3 separate regions of the Mus musculus genome follow, and regions 1 and 3 are each linked to region 2. The links are chromatin loops, found by intact Hi-C in ENCODE. Cell type or tissue: left cerebral cortex. All regions are shown on one strand. Region 1 overlaps Rtn1 (reticulon 1). Region 2 overlaps Rtn1 (reticulon 1). Region 3 holds the start of L3hypdh (L-3-hydroxyproline dehydratase (trans-)).

Region 1 (8,000 bases), 50 kb after region 2:
CCGGGCTATACTCTCTGCTCAGCATTGTGTTAATTTGATTTCCTGTTTTTGAGACAGAGGCTCACTAAGTTGACAGGCTGCCCTTGAACTTGTGATCTTATCTAAGCTTCTCAAGTTTCTTGAGAAAATAGCAAAAAATTGGGAACAACCCATTACAAGCATGAGCCACCAGGCCTGGCTCACTCAAAATGTTAACTATAATAAATGAGATAAAAGACATACACCTTATCATCGCACATGTAAATACAGGCTAATGGCGCTGGATGGCACACGCATAACAAGTTTAACACATCACTGGTTTTATGTTCGTGACAGTCAGTGACACAGCTATAGATTGAGTCATGAGAAATGGCTGCCCTGTAAGAGAAGTCACAGCCTTGATGTGAGATGGATTAGCCAGTTCGAATACTTCTTAGAAAGATTTTCTGTTTGGGTGTCATATACTTCAGAGGCTGAAAAGAACTAGAGGACATGAAAAGGATAAAAAAAAAACAAAGTAATAAATACTAATTGGGCTTGGCTCAAGCCACAAAAATAGTGAAAACAGAATTCACAGACTAAGAGAAAACATCTGATTGATCCAGAATATGTAAAGAGTTCTTACAGCTCAACAACAAGAAATTAATCATTTGAAAATAGACAAACAAGAGTGAACTCTACAAAGAAGAAACACAAGCAACTGAAAAGTAAACGAGAAAATATTTAGAAAGCATTAGTCATGAGTGAAATGCAAATCAAAACCACTAAGATGAGCACTATATGTATGTGTATGTGAACATGTATGTGTACGTGTGTGTGTGTGTGTAATCTGCGAGGATGAAGAGACACTAGACTCATGACACATTGTAAAATAGCGAAGCTACCTTTTTTCTTCCAGATTTCACTTCCTGAAAATCCATAATACATGGTATTAAATAAGAAAAGATGTATAAATCAGAAGACTGAAACAAAACCTAAAAAGCCTACATTTACATTGTATTGAATCTAGTTTCCTCATGACCCAGCAGGCCCACTGCTGGGTAAAAGTACATGAAAGCATGTATCCTCACAAAAATCTTCACATGAAGGCTCATGGTACAGAGTTATTCAAAATAGAAAAAAAATGGGAACAACCCATTCAAATGACTGGGTAAAAACAATGTGTTGTATCTCCTGTATGGAGTGTTAGTCGGCTGTAAGAGTGTCATATTGACACCTGCTACAAACTGATGTTTAAGAGAAAAAATAAGATACAAATAAACACATATTATTTGACTCCTATCTGAAATATACGCATAACAGGCAACTCTGAAGAACTAGAAGGCAGATTAGTGATTTGCGGGGCCTTCAAGAGAGGAGGCAGAGGAAGAGTGAGCTACAGGGCAGAGTTTCCGTCAGGAATACTGGAAATGTTACACTGTGGTGACAGGAGCGTAAATGAAGAAATAACCCGTGGACTATGGATGTCAGAATGGTGAATTTTCTGGCTTGTGGATTGTGTCTGAATAGATCTGATATAAAACAGTCACCAGCTGTAGTCTGCTGGTCCCGGTTGGTTCGAGATTCAGTCATAGCTGCCTGTTCCTTGCTCAACCCATCTGCAGAGCGACCTGAGTGGGTTCAATGCTCTCCAAGATTGTTCTCAGGACAAAAACAAAACCTCCCTCTTTGAAAAGGTGTGTTTTCACATGGACCGTGGAGATCCAGAAGTAATTGTCAGCAGCCGGAGGATTCACGTCAACACGTCTGCTGGGACAAGAGCACGACTGAATTTTACAAAAGTGTAATAGAGCCCCAGACCTTAGCACAACTGACGTCATGATGGGCGTACCATTCAGACCATAAAACTCAACGTGTAGACAGTACCACCTGCCAAAAACAAGCGTGCAGACCTACTCCATCAGAGCCCGTAGGTCCGGGGAAGTCTCTAGGTGGACTGACCCTGCTCTTCAGCTTCTGTGGCTATGCTTCTGGCTAACTGTTCTTGCTAACTGAAGTATGTCAACTCAGGATGGCGTTTTGGTGCCTAAAGGCACACCATGAGAAAGGGACTACGCTATGATAAGAACCTCTGAACATGAATCTTCACTTTAGAATCACTGCCCCCAAGAACAGCCAGACCTCTGTCAGATTCAAAGATCTACTGAAAGATTGAAAAAAAAAACTGCAAATGCCATGCGATGTTTAATGATTTTGATGTGGGCAGATTGCTCTTTCTGTCTTTGGGAGGATGAAATGAATGAGTATACAGGGTCCATCACCAGGGGAAGGGGAAACAGAAATGCTCAGAGTTTGAAACTTGCCAACACCAAAAGGCCTGTGCTCTTGAGGCTTTAGAAGCCCTGAGTTACTAGATCCTGAACACCAGCACACATCCCCACCTCACAGACTGGTTATGCAGTGGACGGAAAGCTGGCTTCTTAGTTTTAATTCAGTGTTGCCTGTGCAGACAGTAGAGATGTGATGGATGTTGGCGGTACAATCTAACTGCCAGCCACAGAGAGGCAAGAGGACTCAAGGGCACGCCAGTGGGGCAGCCAGAGAGACATCATGCTGGCCTTGTAGTTGGGGACCAGCAACACCATGGTCGGTAGGAGAGTCTGCCTCTCTGGAAAGTTGTGCCTCCAAAAAAGCACAGTATTTGATGCCAACCATGCACACTGGGCTGGGGGTAGAAAGAAATGGCTAATCAGAAAACCAGGCCCTTATTATGAATGTTCAGTGAGATGAAGTTTGTGCAGCTTTTATTGGCCAAACAAATAGTTTTCTGGTTCTATTGAGTAATATAAGACTGAAAGAAAACACTCTCTGTAGTCAAAAGAATAGGAGTGGCCTAAATCTCCTTGGTATCTGGAGTTACTGTGTTAAAAAAACACTCCTAAGAGCATACAATAAGAGGACATGCAATGCTTTTCCCTAGTCCCCAAACTCAATTTTACTTTTGCTTTCACACAGGTTACTGCAGGCTCCTGGCTTCAGGCTGGGGAGTATGAACAATCCAATACGAATGTGCAGCTTCCTCCATCCCTCCTCTCTGCCCCACTTTGTACCTGATCCCTGATGGCCTCTATGGAGGTTAAATGTTTAATTTCAGTTATACAAAGGTCTGTTGAGTTTCTCAAGCTATGCAGTAACTCCAAATGTACCACATAACAGGGAGAAGCCAGGTAGAAAACACATTTGCACCCCACCCCCCGCAGTAGTGTGTCATCATTTCAGCATCTGAAACTGGTACTCGGGCAATTGAAGCAACAATTATTTCTGTATTTGCCACCCCACCCCCAGTAAACCAAACAAATACTGTTATTACTTTTGGACAACCTAATCTCTTCCTTTGAAGTAAAGGGGAACGGGAAGAAGAACGGGATCAATATTCCACTAATAATCCCCCGGCCCCCAGATTTTGGAAGCTGTGGATAAATAAGTACAGAAAGATATGAATACAGATACGGCTCAGCTGTTGCAGTGTAAGTCAGCAACACAGAGAGGCCGGGGTAAGTGTGGCCTTCAGTGTGCCTGGAATGTTTTGTGACATCATTTTTAGCTGCATGTCTCTACCAATGTCTGGTTTCAAGGACTGGGTCTTAGTCACCTTAGGCTCCTCAGCTCCTACCCAGGAATTCCTATGTACTTGATTCAGGAATCCATGAGAGTGTGGGTATAGACACGTCTAATAACGTAAATAAAGATGAGCCTACATGACCTGCTTACAATTCTGATTGCTTGACTCTAGAACCTCCTACCACAACTACTGATAGAAATATTAGTCTTCTCATGATGTTCAGTGTTCAGATCAACTTGACTTCAAAGCTAGTAAAAGTAGGTCAAGAGAAATGAACCAGACTGCCTATACCTCTGGACTGGACTTAACTTCACACTGCCTATCACCACCTTGCTCTGAGTTATCTGGGTTCATTTGTGTGGATACATTAATCTCCTTCATGGATGGGATGTCAGGGCAGCAGACAGTCTTCCTGTTCTCCACTCCCTCCATTCCAATGTCTTCTAAAAAGCCCAGCATATACTCTGTTCTTAATAATCGTTTATTCAGTAACTTTACTGAGGTGGCAAATGTTCACCCACTGAGAGTCAGACTGCTATTTCAGATAAAGCAAAGGGACTTAGGAACACACTGACTGCTTAGTTACATCACACGCTTGCACGTGCTTCCCGAAGCTGAAGCACAAGTCTCCGGGAAAGGTGCATGGAGAGCCAAGAGAACATGATCCTTGGACAGCAGCCCCATGCGGTGATCAGTGGAAGAGTCGGCCCCATCAGTGTGCGAGGCTTGGGCTGCGTTCTACTGAGATGTTAAAAAGAAAGGGGACTTGCCGCACGGAAGCCAGATGGGCTTGAATGCCATGGAACTTACAGCAGATGGCACTCAAATATTAAGCTAACATTTGCCTATGCTCCAAGACGAGCCGTGTGAAGCTGGTTACATGATGTCTATTTAGAAACAAGCAGCAGATAGGAAAATAAATCTGGTATCGCTAAAGCTGTCTGCTAAAAGCAAACCTAGGCATTATCACCCAATGTACTTTTTGTACAAAGGAAATGTTGATATTCCTAAGGCTGAGTTAAGTCTAACGAAAACACCCAGAACAGGGCAGCAGGAGCCCACTCTCCCCGGAACCTGTTCAAAAAACAGGCTCGGTCTGATGAAGCCGTGAAAATCTGCTTCTGTGAATCCCATGGCAACAGTGGCAGTCCTCAGACAAACACTTTACAAACCAGATTTGTTTTTCTTCTTTCTAAATACCTTTGTGTGATATTTTTGGAAAATGTTGAAATACAACCGGCATTGCGTAAGGTGTAAACACACTGTTCCAAACGCTCCAGTTTTAGATCGGGTGTTTGTTAGTTTCTCACTAACCCACGGTGGTGACTCTGCTGGTAACCCTGCAGCATCCGGCTCTCTGGGGGATGCCCCAGAAAGTCTTGTCAGCTGAAAGTCAGACTCAATAACACTTACAAAGTGCAGTGGCTATCCAGTCAGAGGAGAAGATACTCTCGAGATTTATAAGCAGCGCAATGTCACAGCATATTGGCCATCCACTTTGCCTGGGTTCTTCAAGGCTTCCTCCCAGAGAAGAGGAGTCACGGAATAGTCTCTGATTTTCTCATTAAATCAGAAGTATAAAGACTATGAAATCTTGGTCACCAAAAAGTCAAGAGCAGAGCTAATAAGAGAGTCATACAACCATGTGAACAGTGAAGAATCTCATAATGATTCTCTATGTGTAAAAACTTTCCTGGTAAAAAATGTTTGTCATAGACAAAGGAGCCCTACCTAATAACCAACTAGCACACAGAGCGTTGCCCTGATTTCTGTCATCATTTAAGACACCTTTGCTCACATGCTAATTAAAATAGATCAACTGAAAGGGGGGAATTGGAAGAGTATTAGAGAAATATGACATATTTATTTAAAGTATCAATAGTTCTGAGGTTATGCAAGAAAAATGTTTCTGGTTTTGGATATGCACATTGAAACATTTCCATGATAGCAACTTTATTTTTAAAATACTTCCCCCAAAACCAATACAACCAACATGACAGGATCCTAGTGCTAAATTCTGCCAAGTTATAAATGAAAACTCATCCTGTTATTCTAATCTGTGAGTTGAAATTTTGCTTAGAGATCATTTTTAAATATCTCAATGTATAGATTATGGAGACTCATTCCAAATCATTAGTTAGAGTCAGGTATTTGAAGAGTCAGTCTTTACCTGCTACCAAAATATATATTGTTAATGGGCAGAAGTTCCTTGTCAATGCGTCTCAAATCCTGCCCATGGGCTTTAAAAAGGTGTGACGTGGGTAAAGAAGAAACAGCAAACAGTCAAGTCCTTCCAGTAGCACGCCTCCTTCCCACCGCTGAGACAAGAAGTTCTATGTGAAGCCTATTTCCTATTTGCTACATTGCACCATCCAAAGAGTGCATAGGCAAGCTTGTTTTCCATTTAAGATAACTGAAAGGGGTTTTTATGCAGACATTTTTTTATGAATGGAGTAACATTTTATGTGACAAACTCTCAAACCGTTGCTTATCTAGTCTAAAGGAGTCACCCCATATTTGTTATTGTGAAAACATTAAATCCTGCCTCACTGTTATTCAAATGTCTCGGAAATACCCGTTTACCAGAAGGTAGCAGTCCTGAAAAACAATGCAGACAAACCTTTATGTGGGAAGCTGCCTGATCTGAGGGTGATGTGCGGAGGGCAGCAACCTGGTATATGTCACACTGGATTCAAACAAGTCATTAAAGTCCTGTCTCTAAAGTTTCTACTGCCTTTTAGCTGTCTGGCTACAGCTGATAAAAACAGAGATTAGGGCTCAGGCTAAAGGTTAAGCCCAAGAAGGCAGCTGTGCCAGGTGGGCTTCACCAGATCCTGACAAAGTGGCTAATTCATACCTCTCATTGTTTGAGGGAATATGAATGATGAGGTTATCAAAGGGCAGGCTGCTGACTGGCAGGTGTGGGGCGTGGCTACCAAGGCAGAATTACATAGGCAGAGCATCAAGCCAGCCTCAGGAACACCTGGCCAGAAGGCTCATCCACCAAGGACAGCCCCCTTGCAGTCTCACATTCTCCTGGGTCCTTAAACAACCTGCAACCTGAGCATGTAGCATTTGAGGTAGTACAGAAAACACAGCCCAATTAAAAAATGGGAGTGTAATTGCTGCAATTTGTGATGTTCCAGTTCTATCAGCCTGACTACTTCAAAAGCATCACTCAGTTCATAATCTCATTACAATTGCAGAGAGGACAAAATATCTTTATCTTTATCATAGATAAGGCTTTGGAAGTTTTGGGCCAGTAAGTGATAGATGGGGATTCACACCCAAATCTGTCTTACTCTAGAACATCTATATCATTTGTCAAATCTCTATAATCACCTCAATAACAAACTTGGTTTTTAGTAAGGTTCTTCTGTATTCAGAGTACCAAAAAAAAATTATTCAGAAAGTTTTCCATTGTATGGAGGTTATAAAACTTTAGTAGATTGGCCTGTACACAAATGTTCTCCAGGTTCAGTTCAGCAAACAAACAGTTAAACGTTGGCCCACAGCGATGCCACCTTGGCTTATCAACTCCAATCTATTACTGACCACCTCCACGGAACCTCTAAAAGCATCTTTCCCTGCCAACTCCATTGCCCTTTCCAGAGCTGATCACCCCAGGGGAGTACAGCCAAGAGGCAAAGTCCTTCACCAGTAACAGCAGGTGATCTCCACACAGAGCTCTCTTTTTAATTGCTCCATTATTCTTTAACCTTTCACTAGGTATAATAACATTTAAATGGGCTTTGTGGGAAGAGCATAAACTACAAAGCACACTGGCATTCAGTGAAAGTCCACACCAGCAACTGCACCTCCTGTCTGGAGTCATCATCTGGGATTCATCTGCTCATCAAATGTTCATTGAGAAGCCACTGACTAGGAGGCTTCATGACAGACAACAGGGATACCCCAGTGAACAGAAGGCTGATCTCAAGGGTTTAGAGATAAAAGCAGTTGAGCAGGCCGTTAGGTGGTAAGTGCTGAGGAAGCTCAAACAAGAGATCAATGCACCAGAAGCGCTGGCTTTCTGCGGGCGCTCATGTATCATGACTGGTCAGGTTGATGTGGGTTCTGGCAGGCAAACCATGTTTGAGTTCCATTTCTGTTGCTATGATCAAATAACATAGCCACCACCAATTTGGGGGGCGGGGAGGTTTGTTTGACTTATAGTTCCAGTCCATTGTTCAGGGACATCAAGGTAGGAACCCAAAACCCATAGTCAGAGAAATGGTGCTGCCCACTATGGGTGGGAGTCTACCTTCATTGAGATGAGGACCAAATTGAAGATCACAAGAACACACACAGGGTAAATTGCATTAACTTGGTGGTGGTTAACTCTAACTAGACAGATATTGGCCTATGGGCGTTATGACCAACGATTATATTTGGGGATATTTAGAGTACACTGAAAACAGTGCTCAATACGACATGATAAATTGGGTCAGTTGGCTTT
Region 2 (8,000 bases):
CAATAACTCATGAAAACCTGAGAAACAGAATAGACATGAAAACAAAGATATAGAGCAGCATTTTTTTTCAAACAATCTTATCCATTTAAAATGTTTATTTTTAAAATGGGTATTGTAGAAAGTTCATCTATGAAGCTTAAACTGAAACACAATTTCAAAGATTCTAAGTTTTTAATATTTATCATAATATTATTTATAATTTTAGGAATAGCTCATGCTGTAAAGAGATCTAAAGTTCATAATTCTTTTAGCCCCATGTTAGTTTCTCATGTCAAATCATTTTAAATTGCTCTTGAGCTGGGCGTGGCAGCACACACCTTTGATCCCAGCACTAAGGACAGGTCAATTTACGTGAGTTGGAGGCCATCTTGGTCTGAAAAGCAAGTTCCAGGACAGCCAGGGCTACACAGAGAAACCCTATCTCAGGGGTGGGGCGGAAGGAAAATATTTTTGAGACCTCCATATTTCAATTTATAAAAAGCCCCCTTTCCCCTGCATGCCTAGACTTTAGCTTCATTTTTATGATGTACATACCTGCAAGTATTTGCAGAGGCAGATAGACAAATATATTAGACAATATATAGCCAGTATCCACATTGATTAACTCTGGGTGGTAGAAACTGGGGTGATTTGTGGCTTTTATTGAAATCTTTTGACAAAAATAAAAAAATGCATAGTGTACCCGAATCTCTGTCAGAGAAGCAGAAAAAAAAAAACATTTCCATCTTAAACTCTGCCCTTCCAAAGGTCCTCTCGACAGCAATGAAGATGCTATAAAAAGAGAACACCCTGTTTTCAGTGGATCCCACTGCCTGAACAATACACATTTAAGATATTCTGTGTACCTAGAGTCTTCTGTCACTTGGGAAAGTCCCAGTGCCCCAACCGAGCAGGTTCCCATGGGATCTCATTAGAATCTGCACCAGGGAGGAGTTTGTTGTATAATGCTATGCTGTAATATTTGGCATATTCTAATGATGAGTCTAAATAAAAAGCTGTCTTTAATAAAAGGTGAGACTGTCTCCTATTTATATGTGTGCACAGGTGAGCATGCATGTGTGTACTGGTGTGGGGGCTGGAGAACAGTCTCTGGCCTCGTGCCCTAGGAGCCATCCATCTCATTTTTTGAGACAAGGTTTTTCACTGGGAACTGAGGTTCACTGAGTAGGTTAGTCTGGCTGGCCAGGAATCTCTGGGGACCCACTGTCTTTACCTCCCCAATGCTAGGGTTACAAGCTGACACGGAGCTTCTTAACATAGATTCTGGAGATCTTTCTTGCTAATTTCATGCTTCTGCAACAAGTATCTTATCGACTGGGCCATCTCTCCAGCCTTCAGATGCTGAAATTGACTACTTCTTTCAGTCTCTGTGGCTAAAATATGTGTATTTACCAGTATCATGGGATGCTTGGGTCTTTAGTAAATGTTTCAGCTAGTAACATTTAGATTAGACAATCCTAAAGCATTTCCATAGAGCACTGTAGGCCACCACAGAGTATACGCCATTTTGAAAGATAGCTAGATAACATCATTGAAAGGTTGCGTGCTGGCGGAGACAACACACACAAAGGAGTTGAGCTTTAGCACCTAAGCACATAACAGATCGCCAAGACACCACAGCACTACAGATGCTGCCCATTACAGTTTTTTGAACATGGTAGAAAGGGGAGGTGGGCAGGGGTCTTCAGAGTATAGACAGATTCCCACGGGTGGGGGTTGCTCATGAATCTTCATCTCTGTGGCACGGGACCATTTGGATTTAAGTTGTGTGGTTAAATATTAATATAAGGCAAATTACCGGTCCTCTCAGTCTTAAGCCTGGAATTCCCTGCCCAATACAGTGAGAGGAATGTCACGAAGGCTTAGGAACCAGCAGCACAGTCACTGACAAGTGGCTAATATTGAGAAGACTTTAGGACGGCCAGTCTGTGATGGTGGGGATGGGGACAATGATATAAGTGGGGTGTGGGCCTTGCATGGCTGCTGGATGTCGTTCTGTCTGTGAAGAAGGGCCTATGTGAACATATCTCAGAGAGGTGGGTGGGATCTCACCTCCTGTCACTCAGCATTCATGAGGGAGGTGAGGGGATGCCGGTCCGAGAGCCCCCTTTAACTAATGAATTTACCGCTTCTCACAGATCCTGGGCATGTTTGATTTACCTTCTTAGAGTCTCCCACCATCCAGGAGTTGAATGGAAATTTGAGAGGATACTTGGCAAAATGGAAACTTGTGAATATGAGGGCTATTCACCATCATTCAGACAACTTGTCTTTCGATAAATCACAGAGGAAAGCACGGCCTACCTCAGAGGCAGATGGCGGAACAGTAGGAAGCAGGGCTCCGGCTGTCACCAGCTGTGCACCTGACAGAAGCCTCATCTATCACCCCCGAGATGAAATGTGAAAACAAGCCCTCACACCCAGGGTTTGAGACGATCGGACCAAATTAGTAAAAGGGCCTCATAAATATTAAGACCGTTGTAAACTATAAGATTATCTCCGTTAGGACAGGGGACCTAAATCCTGTAAATTTTAGAGTTGTTTGTTTGTTTGTCTGTTTGTTTGTTTTGAGATAGGGTCTCGTGGGCTAGCCTTGTCCTCTCTGTGTGAGCCTGGCTTCCTTGAACCCCTGTTCTATAACCTAATGCTGGGATGACAGGTGTGTATGGCAATGTCTGACTTAGCCTCTTTCTGTTACCGTTGGTTTTGTGTTGTTGTTGTTTGTGATGCCGTGCTGCTCTACAGTCCAAGGTGAGCTTTGGACTATCTTCATGCTTCTATCTCTTGACTGCGGGTATTATAGGTGTGAGCTGCCACGCATTGCTGTCTTTCACTGCAATCATATATGTCGTGCGCACACACAGACAGACAGACACATACACCCTAAACCCATGCACTCTAGTTTTATAATACATTTCAGTGAAGTAATTCAGTGATGTAATTTATAGATGAAAACTGCAATGATAGAGAGGCAGCCTCAAATCCATGTGTTTCCTACCCAGGCAAAGCTTCTGTACACTTCCAGAGGGCATCTTCAGCAGTGTCTACTGACTTCTACCCATACTGGCCTCCTAGGTCACACCTATGCCATCCGTACACCGAGTTTTGCTGGCCTAAAAGTTGGGCACACTAAGAATTCATAGACACCAGTGGCTTCAACCCCAGATACGTATTAAACTCATCCAAGATCACAAGCTCTAGGGGTGGGGCCCAGCATCCTTTGTGTTTCTTAAAGCATTCTAAGTGACTCTCAGGTATAGCTGGGGATTAGAACAATTTGCTTTAAACATAGGGAACTGGAGTGAAGGTGATGTGTTTAGAATCTACTGTAGTTTTAGTCTATGATGGAAGTTCCCACAGGGGAGGACAACAAAGGAGTAATTCATTCTCGCCACCACGGCTATCTGGTGTCACTGAACTCTCTAGTTAGCTAGTGGCCAATTTTCAAGTAAATGGCATTGTTCTATTTGAGGAAAGGAAATCAATGAATCTAATGACAATCAAAGGTCACTGGGAATAAGACCCTTTGGTAACTCTGAATCAATCTCCACAGGTAGCTACATGGTTGGAAAGGAACACAATTGCCTTCAGAGGGTAAGTGATTGCGTTTTATGCTAATTCCTGATTATTAAAAAAATTCATTTCAAAATTTAAAGTAAGCCAATGCCAAACCCTTAGCACTGTGATGCTACAAATAAAACACACAAGCTGCTATCTTTCCAAGTCTGTGTCTGTTCAAAATAGAAGACACTCAGAAACAAACCCCGATCACCAGTCTTCATAGCCATCTGAACGTGGCATTCTTATGAAGGCACAGTTGTAGAGTGTGTGCATCCAACTGATGGGTCTAGGCACACGCACCCAGAAGGAGGAGATACAAAGCACTTTACAGCCACCCGCGTCTGTGCAGCCTGTGCCATTCCATGTAGCTGTCATCGTTTCCCGAAATTACACTCCGTGGCTGCGTATTTCTTATTTATTGGCATTTAAATTGATGGCCTACCTATTTACTTTTGACAGTCATGTTTCTAATAGGCCCACATGATTTAAAGTAGACTACTGTATTTTATGCCATTGACATCCAGTTCAACAAACAAGGGCCAAAGCCAAGCGTGCTTTTAATTCTGAGATTTCTGTTTTTATCTTTTCTTAAGAAAATAAAATAAAATAAAAGTCCTTCACAATCATTAAAGATGAAAAGAACATTTTTTTTTTCTGGCTAGAAGATGATGACGATGAAGAAGAGAGAAACTAAGAAAAAAAGAAAAAGATAAAAAGAGTCACCACGTAGTGCTCTTGGTCCCCAAGGATGCTGCAAACCCCTGCAGGTTCCATCAATGTGCCTTCTTCAGAACCGTATTTGTTAAATATCAAGACATTGGATCTGCCCAACCCCGGACTTTACCTCATACAATTCATTCTTGCAAATTCTCCCTTCCTCCTCCTCCTCATGCAAGGTGAGCAAGGTGAGGGATAAAACCTTAATGTAACAAAGGAGAGCCGGATGTGTGGGATATGAGGCTGAATAAAAATGGCTGAAAAGCAAGCGAGGCTGGAGGGCGGCCACACCCAGTGCTAATATGGACCGTTTCTAAACAGATCTGTTAGACCCGAGGGCAGCCGCCACGGCTTTGTTTCTCCCCTCCATTTATTTCACTGAAAGCCATTGTTAATAAATAAATGATCTAGATTATTCCAATGACAGTCACAATAACAAGACTATTTCAAAGCGAACCACCCTAATAAGTGGCTACGCCATCATAGTCTCAGGATTTAGAGAGCTGGTCTGCATTTCCAGTTTCCTTTGTGTAATCACAAATAACAAGCCTGAAATGGGTGTGTCCCTCTCTCCTAAGGATGCCCTCTCAGTTAATGGCTCTGATCTCAACCTTTGGGCAGAAATAAATGCACTGGGATGCAGAAAAAAAAATAAGGAAGCACTTTAGCTCCTCAGCTGAGAGATTAAACAAGTCCTGAATGATCAGGCCAGAAAAACTCCCGGAGGAGGCAAATGATGCATTATTTACAATACCACAATACACAAGAAAACAAAGGGGTGAATTGGGAGGGGATAAAGGCAGGGCGGAGGGAGGGGAGGGGGCAAATATCATTCGTGTCGATTTTGCAAGAACAGGTTTACTCCCCCCCGCAGAAAGCTCCTGGGTTTAAGTAAAGCATGCATGGTCCCACAGGTGAAATGATGCACAATGGCCGTGTCCAGATCGCGGTTCCGCGTGCGCCGCAGGCATGCACTACCGAAATAAAGAGAATACCCTGACTTTTCCAGTTGCTCCACACACAGTCCATCTTGGTGGAATCGGCAGTGGCCTGCATGGTGCGGGCTTGGCGGGCTCGCCGTGGCTCTCCTCCAGGCGCTGAGCTTGCACTCCGCGTCGCTGCCCGGCTGCGGCGGCGGTGGGCTCTGGTGGCCTCGCGGCTGCAGACTGAAGCGGCCCCGGGCGCGCGCGCAAGGGGCGGGCGGGCACGAGCGCCGCAGAGCGCGACAGCGAATCAGCGCGGTCCCGGAGCCGCCGGCGCGCGCGCGTGGATGCTGCTGCGGCTGCTCTATGCGACCGCGGCGGGCGCGGGCTGGGCAGCCTTGGGAGAGCTGTCCCTGGGATGGTAGAGCAGGCGACGAGGCGCGCGCACAGGCTAGGTATGGGGATGGGGGCGGAAGAACGGGAGAAGAGAGGAAGGAAAGGAACGCCCGCGTGGAGATGGCAGCTAAGGAGACCAGGGCTATTCCTAACCAGCATGGTGCATATTCTAGAAATTTCTTAGAAACATGAAACCTGTTGTCCAGGACGTGTGACGGTACAGATGCCAAGCTTACTGCATAATGCCCACTAGTCCTCACTGTTAGCTCGCCTCTGCTGTCCCCAATTCTAAAAATGTTGGTCACAGATTGCTGCCTGAGTCTCCAAAGGAGTGGCAAATCCTTTTTCTAGTTTGGAATATTCCACAGTTATCTAAAACCTTGTGAAGAAGATTGTGGCTACCATCCTGCCATTGTCCAAACTACAGTCACTGGGTGGAATCTTACTGTAATCCCAAAGGACTACAATTCTCTACTGTTTGTAGGATGAATGAATAAATATTAGAAGATGGGACTTGTAAGTTCCAGGTTGAAGCCTGTAGGTGTTGCCATGTCACATAGATGGGGTCACTGGTGATTGGCAGGGGATCAGTGTGGGGGACATTTAAGTAGAACTCATAGCAGCAAAGGGTTTCCTGTCAACACGGTTACCCTTTGGGACTGATCACAGTAGGGGAGGGGGCTGGAGATATGTATAATTTACAGATAAGGTTGATTTCTAAGAATAGCTAGCCAGAGATTTCAGGAGTCCCAGTCCAAATGTATGTGTAGAAGGAAGAGAATGCCGGGTGGTGGCTAACTGTGACACTGCATGCTTCCATAGCAAATTCTTTATCAGGATATACAAAGATCTTGGGAAAGTGGATAGGACAGAGCTAGGTTTTGATGAGGAAAGGATAAGATAGCACTGGATAGGAATGGAATGTGGGCTCTGTTTGGAATGGGGGGGGTCCATGCAGAGACAAGACAAGCATGAAGGTAGGATGCTCTGCCTTGTGGGCCACAGAACAATATCAAAGGAAGAGTTCTTAGACACCAAGGCTACCTGTCCTGTTCTGTCTTCCTGTGACACCGTCTTTTGACACTGTCATTGAGCACTTTTCTCCCCCTCCTGGAGGAGTGGAGCCATCTAGATGCCTCTGCAGTTTTCCAAGGGAGTCTAGTCAGACTCAAATTTACATTCGCATACCCTGTATTGGCAAAGGCTTAAGTTGGTTGTGCTTGTAGACACAGTTTCTTCTTCATTTTTAGGAGGAGATGGTCTTTACAATGTCATCTTTGGAATCATGCAAATTCTTCTCAGACTGCAAGGTTCCAAAGCGACCAGCTGGGCCCCTCTGTCTACCATTGTATGGTAGCATCTGAAGTCACGCCCGAGGAAGCTCAATCATTTTGGGTGAAATGGATGATTTGACATTGCTGGGCAGCTGACCTCTCCTACCAGGGATGAGTATGGGGCTTCTACAGAGCCGAGAGGGAGCACATTATGACAAAGCACTTTTCAGAGTCACCTCTAGAGGTGTAGAGGCCTTGTTCTGCATCTCCACCTTCATCCCATTTCTTTCTTCATTCCACAGCCAGTCAATACTGGGAATTCAGTCAGCGGGTTAACTGAAAAGTCTGGTAAGTGTCCATGAGTGTGCATCAGTACCAATGTCTCCTTGTCTGATGTAGACTCAGAGTGCAGAGGGCTGGACAGGAGTTGCCAGGAGTCTGTTGCTGCCCCTGCCACTCCTCAGGCTTTGGAGCCTGGGCCACTACGAGGCACTGCCAGTTCAACAATGGCCTGAGGATTCTAGGTGAAGGTGGCAGCAGGTCCTTCCCTTCAGCAGAGGGACAACAGAGAAATAGCCAAGTTCTCGGTGCTTTCTCACATTCCCAGCAGGTCTGTGTATTGCTAATCAGACCGAATAGTGTGCACTGCTAATCTCAGCAGGAACGACAAGCTCAGCACATCCCTGGAGAGAACAGCAGTCACCGGCAAGCACTTTCTCAACTAGAGGATGTGTCATGTCAGAACCCTTGGGCCGCACTTTTTTTTTTATTGACCACAAACCTGACTTAGAAATGTTGGTTTAGCTGAATGACCGCCACATTTTTCTGAATCACGCTAAGTCTGAAGACAGCAGTTTGATGGAACGTAAAAAGTAAGGTTGTCTGGTTGTTGCAGGTTAGCAAAGTAAGGCTCTGTTACTTGTGGTACAAGAAGTGAGAGGCTTCAGATCAAGACACAGGAAATAGAGAAACAGAAACAGACTTATGGGGAAGGGGATATCTCTCGACTCAGAGTCTCTGACCCACAAATTCTTTAGATCCACATGTACTGCATGTCAGCATTGGGCATCTCTGGACTCCTGAGGTACACACAAAGTTCTAGCTTTACGTATTGGCCACTATGGAGTAA
Region 3 (8,000 bases), 150 kb before region 2:
AAGAAGATGTAGGGTTTCCTTTTCCTCACACCTCAGCAGGACCATTCAAGTCCACTAACTTTGGTGCTGTCACAAAGGAATGCAGTGGGGAAGTACAGTATCTGTCTTAGTCAGGGTTTCTATTCCTGCACAAACATCATGACCAAGAAGCAAATTGGGGAGGAAAGGGTTTATTCGGCTTACATTTCCATACTGCTGTTTATCACCAAAGGAAGTCAGGACTGGAACTCAAGCAGGTCAGGAAGCAGGAGCTGATGCAGAGGCCATGGAGGGATGTTACTTACTGGCTTGCTCAGCCTGCTCTCTTATAGAACCAAGACTACCAGCCCAGAGATGGTCCCACCCACAAGGGGCCTTTCCCCCTTGATCACTAATTGAGAAAATGCTTTACAGTTGGATCTCATGGAGGCATTTCCTCAACTGAAGCTCCTTTCTCTGTGATAACTCCAGCTGTGTCAAGTTGACACAAAACTAGCCAGTACAGTATCTAAAGGTCTGGCTACCCTTCTCTGTTATGAACCTGAGACTAATATACAGCTGCTGCTGCTGCTGCCAGTTGTAGGGTCTCTCGAAGTGGACTCCCTTCTTATTTTTTTTTTAAAGATTTTATTTATTTATTATATGTAAGTACACTGTAGCTGTCTTCAGATCTCATTATGGGTGATTGCTGGGATTTGAATTCAGGACCTCCGGAAGAGCAGTCAGTGCTCTTAACTGCTGAGCAGTCTCACCAGGACCCCCCCCCCCCCTTTAATATGAATACATGCTGTGTGCCTAGATTGGGCAGATCTACCACAGCTATGCTACCATCTTCCACATCTTCTTCCTCCTCCTCTGCCTTCTCTGTCTCAAACCTCTTTCTTTTCTTTCTTTCTGCTTTACCTTCTCTCTCTCTCTCTGCCCAACCATCAGCTCTCCTTTATTTTACAAATTAAGGTGGGAAGCAGGTTTACAGGAACTCATCTGAGTGCTGACTCATTCCTCGTTCGCAGTCCCTCACCGGAGAACAGAATTGACATCAAATATAATTAGTCCCAGGGCTATCTATCCACAACACCCCACCAAAACCCACCAAAATAGCATGTAAATTCTTTGCAATGAGGTACACTAGGTCAATCTGTAATGTCTCCAGCACCTCATTAATGAGCATGTCTGTTTATTAAAAGATTTGGAACTATTGCTTCTCAGCCTTCTGACTAAGATCAAGTGTAAAAGATCTGAAACTAGGACAGGCGTCGTAAAAAATCAGGTTCAGTTCCTAAGAAGAGGCTTGTCGGAGTGTGCACTGATAGAGGCCTGCTTCCGGATCTTGCCTCCACCCCAACTCCACCCCCATGCCCTCCTCCTCTGCCCCGCGCTGGGAACCGCTGGGATTCAGCCGCCCTTGGCCAGGAAGGGGCCTCTGGTCATACCAGACAAGTCGCACGGGATCGGGTTTGCCTAGCAGAAATGCACAGGACCCAGCACCACCCTTCCTGCCACGCGCAGGACGAACTCCCGCTGCTGCCACTCCCGGGGCTCGAAGGAAGAAACTCGTGGACTCCCTTTAATCTACTGCTCAAGTTGCTTAGGGAGAAACTAGGTATCCAGCTGGTTAAATGGCTGGTCTTGAAAAACCAATAATAATGATAATAATTCTAACCCTGATTATCATTATTATTAAACCATAAATCATTTTTTCCCAAGTGCCATACTCTCATAGGGCATCAAATTCCTCCAAGGCCCGCCTCATCACAGGTGTTCCCTCTACTGGGGCCACCCTAAGCCTGTTCAGCTACAGTGTCATTTATGCCCAGACTGATCCAGAGTCTAATTATTCAAGGAGGATCAGGGTCAGATTTTCTAAGAATGCTTTGCATAGCTTGAAGTCTTGGGAGAAAAGCAGTGGTAACCTTATTCCTAGATTGGTTAAAGTAGCTCCCAGTTCACTTCCAGGCAAACATTAAACATTTCCATGGACAGAACTCAAGCCGGCAAGTGTGTCTGACCTGCCAGTGTGGCAAGTTCCATGCTGGAGAGCTATGAAACTCAGAGACTATAAAAAAATGAATGATTAAAAGATGTACTTTTTTTTTTTTTTTTTTTTTCCGAGACAGGGTTTCTCTTTATAGCCCTGGCTGTCCTAAAACTCAATTTGTAGACCAGGCTGTCCTCGAACTCAGAAATCCGCCTGCCTCTGCCTCCCGAGTAAAGGGATTAAAGGCGTGCAACACCCACCCCCCCCCACCCCCCCACCCCCCCGTCGTAAGTGTACATTTTTTATGGAGGGCACATTCATAGCTATCCTGGGCAAATGGACCCTGCAAGTTGCATGCTGGGTACTCTTGCTACAGGGACACCTGGGATGAGAGATAAAACAGCTGCCAGTTGATTCCTAAGAGGGATGCTCCTCTTTGTAAATGTCCCGATTATGCAGATTATCTGCTTAGTCTATACCATAGAACCCAGAAACCCCGTCCATGTTTCTGTATCTCCAGGAAACAATCCTACATATCTTGAAGTCTCTGTTTCTTGACGAATATTTTTTTTTCAGATATTTAAAAAATTCTGGGCTGGTGAGATGGCTCAGTGGGTAAGAGCACCCGACTGCTCTTCCAAAGGTCCGGAATTCAAATCCCAGCAACCACATGGTGGCTCACAACCATCTCTAACAAGATCTGACGCCCTCTTCTGGAGTGTCTGAAGACAGCTACAGTGTACTTACATATAATAAATAAATAAATCTTTAAAAAAAAAATCTACCAGTACTCAAGAAGTGGGCCAGCCTAGTCAACGTAGAAATTCCAGGGTTCCATTCCAGCCAGGGCTACACAGTGACCCCCTGTCTCAAAACAATAAAACAATGAACACTCATTAATTTAAGAAAAAAAAATTTTAACAATGTTTCATACCCTCATTACTAACCACAAAAACCTCTGAGATAAAATGAAGGTACAGACTCAGTCAAGGAGTCTGTGAACTTTGCCTAAGGTTGGATGGCTTTTGAGGGGTTGTGAACTTGTGTGTCCAGCCAAGGACTTTGTTTCTCAACAAGGACAGCAATAGCTTTGCTTACAAATTTAGTGCCTTTCAGAGTCATTTAGTTCTTACCAAGCATATTCTAAGCTATGCTCGAACTCTGGTACACACACTGTCCTTTGGTCCTTAACTTCAGTCTACTGTGAAGCGGCTATGAATCCTGACAAGCAAGGAATGAGGATCTTAAAAAAAGGAAGCGCACAATTCATCCGCATTCCACTCTAAGCTCCCCCCAGGCCTTGTGAGCATGGATCCGCTCAGCAGGACAGCAGAATTGCATCCACCAAACCTGTAAGGCAAAGACACTGAAGCGTGTTTGCAGTAATTTGGAATTACCTTTTTATTAATCGCAAGGGCAGGCAGGGTGGGTTAGTTGCGCAGATATATTCAGCCACAGAGCAGTGGTTAGATTCGCGGATTGTCTCAACCGGGTCTAGTGAGTCTCACCCTTTACCTGAGGCCAGGACAAAGGCTGGGACGCTGTGGAAGCGCACAGGGCCGCAACTGCGGCCACCTTCACACTCTACGAAGGCGGTCACCAGACCACACGGGCAGTGGATGTTGACCTGAGCCTCCCGGGCGCCTTTTGGGGGAGCGGGCACCAGTCCAAAGTCGAGCGCGAAGCGGCCCAGCGCTAGCACCGCGTGACCGCACATGGAGCTGTAGCCTTCGTTGTGCAAGAACAGGACGCCTAGGTGTGCGTCTGGCAGCTCACTGGGCACCAGGATGGCCCCGTACATGTCCCGGTGGCCGCGGGGCTCGAACACGAGCCGCCGCCGGATGTAGTCGAGGTGTTGACGCATGTAGCGACGCTTGGCCAGCAACGTGGGCCCTGCCACCTCCGGACACCCGGCGTGCACGATGCGCAGAGGCTCGCCGCCTGTGTGCATGTCCACCACCGACAGTGCTGGCGTCCTCGGGTCGTTTGGGGGCAGCCGGGTCACTGCCAGCGCCGCCTCCATTGTCTGCGTCCAGGGACTGCCGCACAGCGCGGTGGTGCTCTCTCCAAGCAGGGAGAAAGCGCCAAACCCAACGGGAGAACGCGCAGAACCGGTGGCAATCTCAGGGCCAAGCCGGCGAGCAGAGATCACCCAGCGACCAGCGTCCGGAATCTTAGACTGGGCGCGCCCGAGCTAGCAGGATTCAGAGTTAGACTCCCAACAGGGGCGAGCCTGGGCGACAGGACAGGGAGCGTGGGCAGGGATTAGAAAACTAGACCCCCCAAATGGGGGCGTGGCTCCAGAGGTTTGAACACACGGAGGGGGCGGGGCTTCGGAACTTGCTCCAGCAGCGGGGCGGGGCTCGGAGGCTGGACTGCTCGGCGGGGGCGGGGCCTCGGAGACTAGACACGCGGCAGGGGCAGGGCCTAGAAAAGGAGCCAATAAAATAGGGGCGGGGCTCCAGAGACTACTCTGCGGAGGCGGTGCCTAGAAAACTAGCCCGCACGATGGGGGCGGTCCTCGGAGACCTCAATGCAGGGTAGGAGCGAGGCCTCGGCGACTTGAATGCACGGGGTGGGCGGAGCTACGAGCTTCGTCTAGGAAACGGGGGCGGGACCTCAGGGCCCCTTCAAAGAGACACTGGAGGCGGTGGAGACCAGTTCAAGTTGGAGGCAGGGCGGGGACGAGACCTGAGTCTGGACCCGGAAAAGGTGGAGCCTCTGAGCTCAAACCCGGAAGCGAGAGAGAGAGAGAGAGAGAGAGAGAGAGAGAGAGAGAGAGAGAGAGAGGCTTCCAAGCCTAGATTAGGAAACTAGGTTTCTGGGAATCCTAGGCCTGGAAGTCCGCCGCGTGCACCCCCGACACCCCTAGCGGGGGAAGCGGTGGTGGGGCGGGACTCGGAGCCGAATGTAGCAGGGGCGGGGTTCCAGCGTGCTTGCCAGGCTAGCGGGAGGCGGAGCGGCTGAGAGCGCTGTGGCCCGGATGTTCGGGCGCTGCGTTCGGACCCGCTGATCCCCGGCTTCTCAGGGGAACCTAGTGTGGCCAATGGGTAAGTGGTCGATTAGGCTGCGGGCGTGTCTCTGTCCTTTTTTCCTATTGCTTTTCCTCGCATTGTCTTGGGCTCGCCATCGGGCCGACAGCTCTGCTGCAGCGAGCAGCCTGGCCCTTGGCTGCGCTGAGCCCAGGCACTGACTTCTCCCGGGGTTGGGATGGTCTGCTCCAGAATGGCTGGAGAAGAGCGCTTGTGCAGAATTAAAGGCTGAGTCTTTGTTGTGCTCTTCCTGTGTCCCTTCCTTCAGTCCCTTTGTTCTTGTCCAGGAAAGCATTCCTGGTGGTTGACTTCAGAATTAGAAGCAGAGTTAGAACAGGACAAGGAAGCAGAACCTAATTGCCACGAGACTTGCTTTTTCAACCTCAAATGTAATAGTTGTTTTTCAAGACAGGGTTTGTCCTTGTAGCCTTAGTCGACCTGGAACTTGCTCTGTAGACCAGGCTAACCTCGAACGCAGAGTTCCACCTGCCTCCGCCTCCATAGTGCTGGGTTGAAAGGCGTGCACTATTACACTGGACATCAAATGTAAATACATTAAGCCCTTCACAAAGGGTCTTAGACTGCTGCAGAAAAAAACAAGGACAACATTTTAGCTATAGCTCACCAATGGCTATGAAAGGTTGTACAGATTCTTCTCGTTAGGTAAATGAGCTTTGGTTTGTTGGCCTTGGTTTTGAGATCTTTTAGACGCAAAGCCCATGGAGAAGGGACTTCCTTCTCATTACAGTTCAGTTGTGTTTAAAAAAGGTGTTAAGGATTGGCTGGAGAGATGGCTCAGTGATTAAGAGCACTTGCTGCTTTTCGTGGGGTTTGATCCCCAGAACCTCCACAGCGGCTCAGGACCCTTAGTAACTGCAGTTCAGTGGCTCCTATATCCCTTTCTGACTTTCTCCTCTTTTGGCCTCTGCGGGAACTTGGCTGGTACATGGTGCACAGACATAAATGCAGGCAAAACACAAATACACATGAAAACACAATACTATAATAATAAAAGTTTGTTTTTAAGATTATAAAATAAAGAAGAATTTTTTTAAAAAAAAGATGTCAGATACTTGGTAAAGTGAAAATATCAAACATGAGACATTTCAGACTTTTTTCTGTTTTCCCTCGGCAACATAAGTCCCCCCAAAAAACAACAACAACAACAACAAAAAAAACAAAAACAAAAAACAAAACTGTTCTCCAGGAATTTGAAAGGAGAAAGGGCCTTGTAACCAGAGTCTCCACATGAAAAGTTTGAGGAAATTATTGTTCAGCAATAATAACACGTGTAAATTCACACGTAGGCCAGCATTGTTTTGGATTCATTTCATAGCAAATGGCAGATTCTTACAGAAGCCAGCCTCACTGCCATCGTCCTCTGAGTACCTTTGTGGCTTTGAGCAGCACTTTCCATAATTGGTGTAGAGGATCAGGTGTCACTGATACAGAGGAGTAATTTCTCTTCGATGAAGTCTTAGATAATTTGGAGATCCTCGGGTTTTTGTCTTAAAAGAGCTGTTTTTAATTCCCCTCATCCCTTTAAGAAATTGATTGCAAGAAATTGATTGTTCTCAAGTAATTGCTCAGAAGCTCAGTGCCAGCACTGATGGGATCTACCCTTGTCAAAAATCATAAAAACTGGGCTAATGCTTTGATATGGAGGTGAATTGATTTGTTTTAAAGACCTACCTTCTGCTCTGAAGTTCTCTTTTCAGAATGTGGACAATTCAGCATTTCTGTTATGAATAAAAAATGAGTCTGTGTGCCCAGTGTCTCTATTTGGCCAAATGAAGAATAGTGACTGTAGCTGGTCTTTGTAGTTTTACCACTCCTTATCAATAGATAGGAGAGAAAGATGCACAGGTGGGGGGGGGGGGGTGTTTAGATAATAAAGATCTCTGAATCTAATTTTTTTCTTGCTTCTTCTTTGCTTGTAGCTGGCCTTTGCTGCTTTGCAGATTCTTTTTCCCCCGACATACACTCTCTGGTCCTCCTTTCTCCCAGTTTCATCCCCTGTCACCAGATAGGAGAGAAGGAAGGATGGGGGAGGGGAATAGAGCTCCTTGAATTTCTTCTTGTTTCTTCTTTGAACATAGCCACTGACTGCACCCAAACCTCCTCAACGACCAACCACCCCTACCCTGCCTCTCAGAGCCCTACCATTACTCTCTGAAGAGTTTCCAGAATTCTAAACGTCACACAACTGCAGGAACCTTCTGCTAGAGCCCGAGGCGAATCACAGTCAGCTGCTGTGAAGCAGCCTCATATCCCATCCCCATGCCTGAGACTAAAATGAAAGCATAGTATTTTGAATTCTCACTACAAGTGGCTTTCTATCCGAGATTTTTCTTTTCTTTTCTTTCTTTTTTTTTTAAGTTTTATTTATTTATTTTATGTATGTGAGTACACTGTCTCTGTCTTCAGACACACCAGAAGAGGGCATCAGATCTCATTAAGGATGGTTGTGACCCACCATGTGGTTGCTGGGATTTGAACTCAGGACCTTCGGAAGAGCAGTCTGTGCTCTTAACCGCTGAGCCATCTTTCCAGCCCCCGTGATTTCTTTTAATTAAAATTTTAAGTTGTGTGCTTGTGTATGGTGTATGATAGGCATGGGGCTGGGGGTGTGCCTGCTACAGCCCACACATGGAGGTCAGGAGACAGCTCTCTGGAGTCCTCTTTACCATGGGCTCTAGAAGTCAAGACTCCTGAGTTAGTCAGGCGTGCTCATCAAGCGCTTTTACCAGAGCTACCTCTCTGGCCCCTATCAGGGATTTCAATAATAATAATAATAATAATAATAATAATAATAATAATAATAATAATAGTTCTTATGACCTTATAACCAATGAAACTCTAAACTCCAATCATAGGGACTGGCTTCCTAGAGCCATTGGGAAGATTCAGGGTTAGGTGTCTGGGGCTAGAACCTGCTGTGCTGGTTAGAATAGGAGACTCCAGAAGAGCAGCAAGATGCAAGTATAACTTTCTGTGCTGTCACAGTGTGA

Evidence for each region. A loop is a pair of places that touch in the nucleus more often than their neighbours do. Peaks named below come from ENCODE experiments on the same cell type or tissue, not always from the same donor. Only the 100,000 strongest peaks of a DNase experiment are listed, where the experiment ranks them.
Region 1: a loop joins it to region 2, with 2.4 times the contacts of the local background. A loop is called at or near these places in 3 of 42 quality-filtered maps.
Region 3: a loop joins it to region 2, with 3 times the contacts of the local background. A loop is called at or near these places in 3 of 42 quality-filtered maps.

The regions. Positions count from the first base shown.
Region 1 is chr12:72,281,283-72,289,282 of GRCm38, forward strand. The region is part of intron 3 of Rtn1 (reticulon 1); the gene reads right to left. Gm52013 (a long non-coding RNA gene) reads left to right here. Exons shown (of 3, transcript XR_003950281.1): 3 at 1-2,143. Among named protein-coding and RNA genes, the nearest start is that of Gm52013, 25 kb to the left of the region's middle. In left cerebral cortex, a CTCF peak has its summit at 4,269; DNase peaks (open chromatin) are centred at 3,455, 4,325 and 5,836; H3K4me3 peaks cover 922 bases; H3K27ac peaks cover 1,561 bases.
Region 2 is chr12:72,231,256-72,239,255 of GRCm38, forward strand. The region is part of intron 3 of Rtn1 (reticulon 1); the gene reads right to left. Among named protein-coding and RNA genes, the nearest start is that of Gm52013, 25 kb to the right of the region's middle. In left cerebral cortex, no CTCF peak of the experiment used is centred here; DNase peaks (open chromatin) are centred at 3,052, 3,898, 4,541, 5,634 and 1 more place; H3K4me3 peaks cover 5,007 bases; H3K27ac peaks cover 5,974 bases.
Region 3 is chr12:72,081,177-72,089,176 of GRCm38, forward strand. It overlaps L3hypdh (L-3-hydroxyproline dehydratase (trans-)), which reads right to left and starts at 4,137. Exons shown (of 5, transcript NM_026038.2): 1 at 3,473-4,137. The coding sequence starts at 3,980. It overlaps Jkamp (JNK1/MAPK8-associated membrane protein), which reads left to right and starts at 4,663. Exons shown (of 7, transcript NM_024205.2): 1 at 4,663-5,007. The coding sequence starts at 5,004. In left cerebral cortex, CTCF peaks have their summits at 2,716 (motif pointing left) and 4,839; DNase peaks (open chromatin) are centred at 4,465 and 4,863; H3K4me3 peaks cover 2,697 bases; H3K27ac peaks cover 2,320 bases.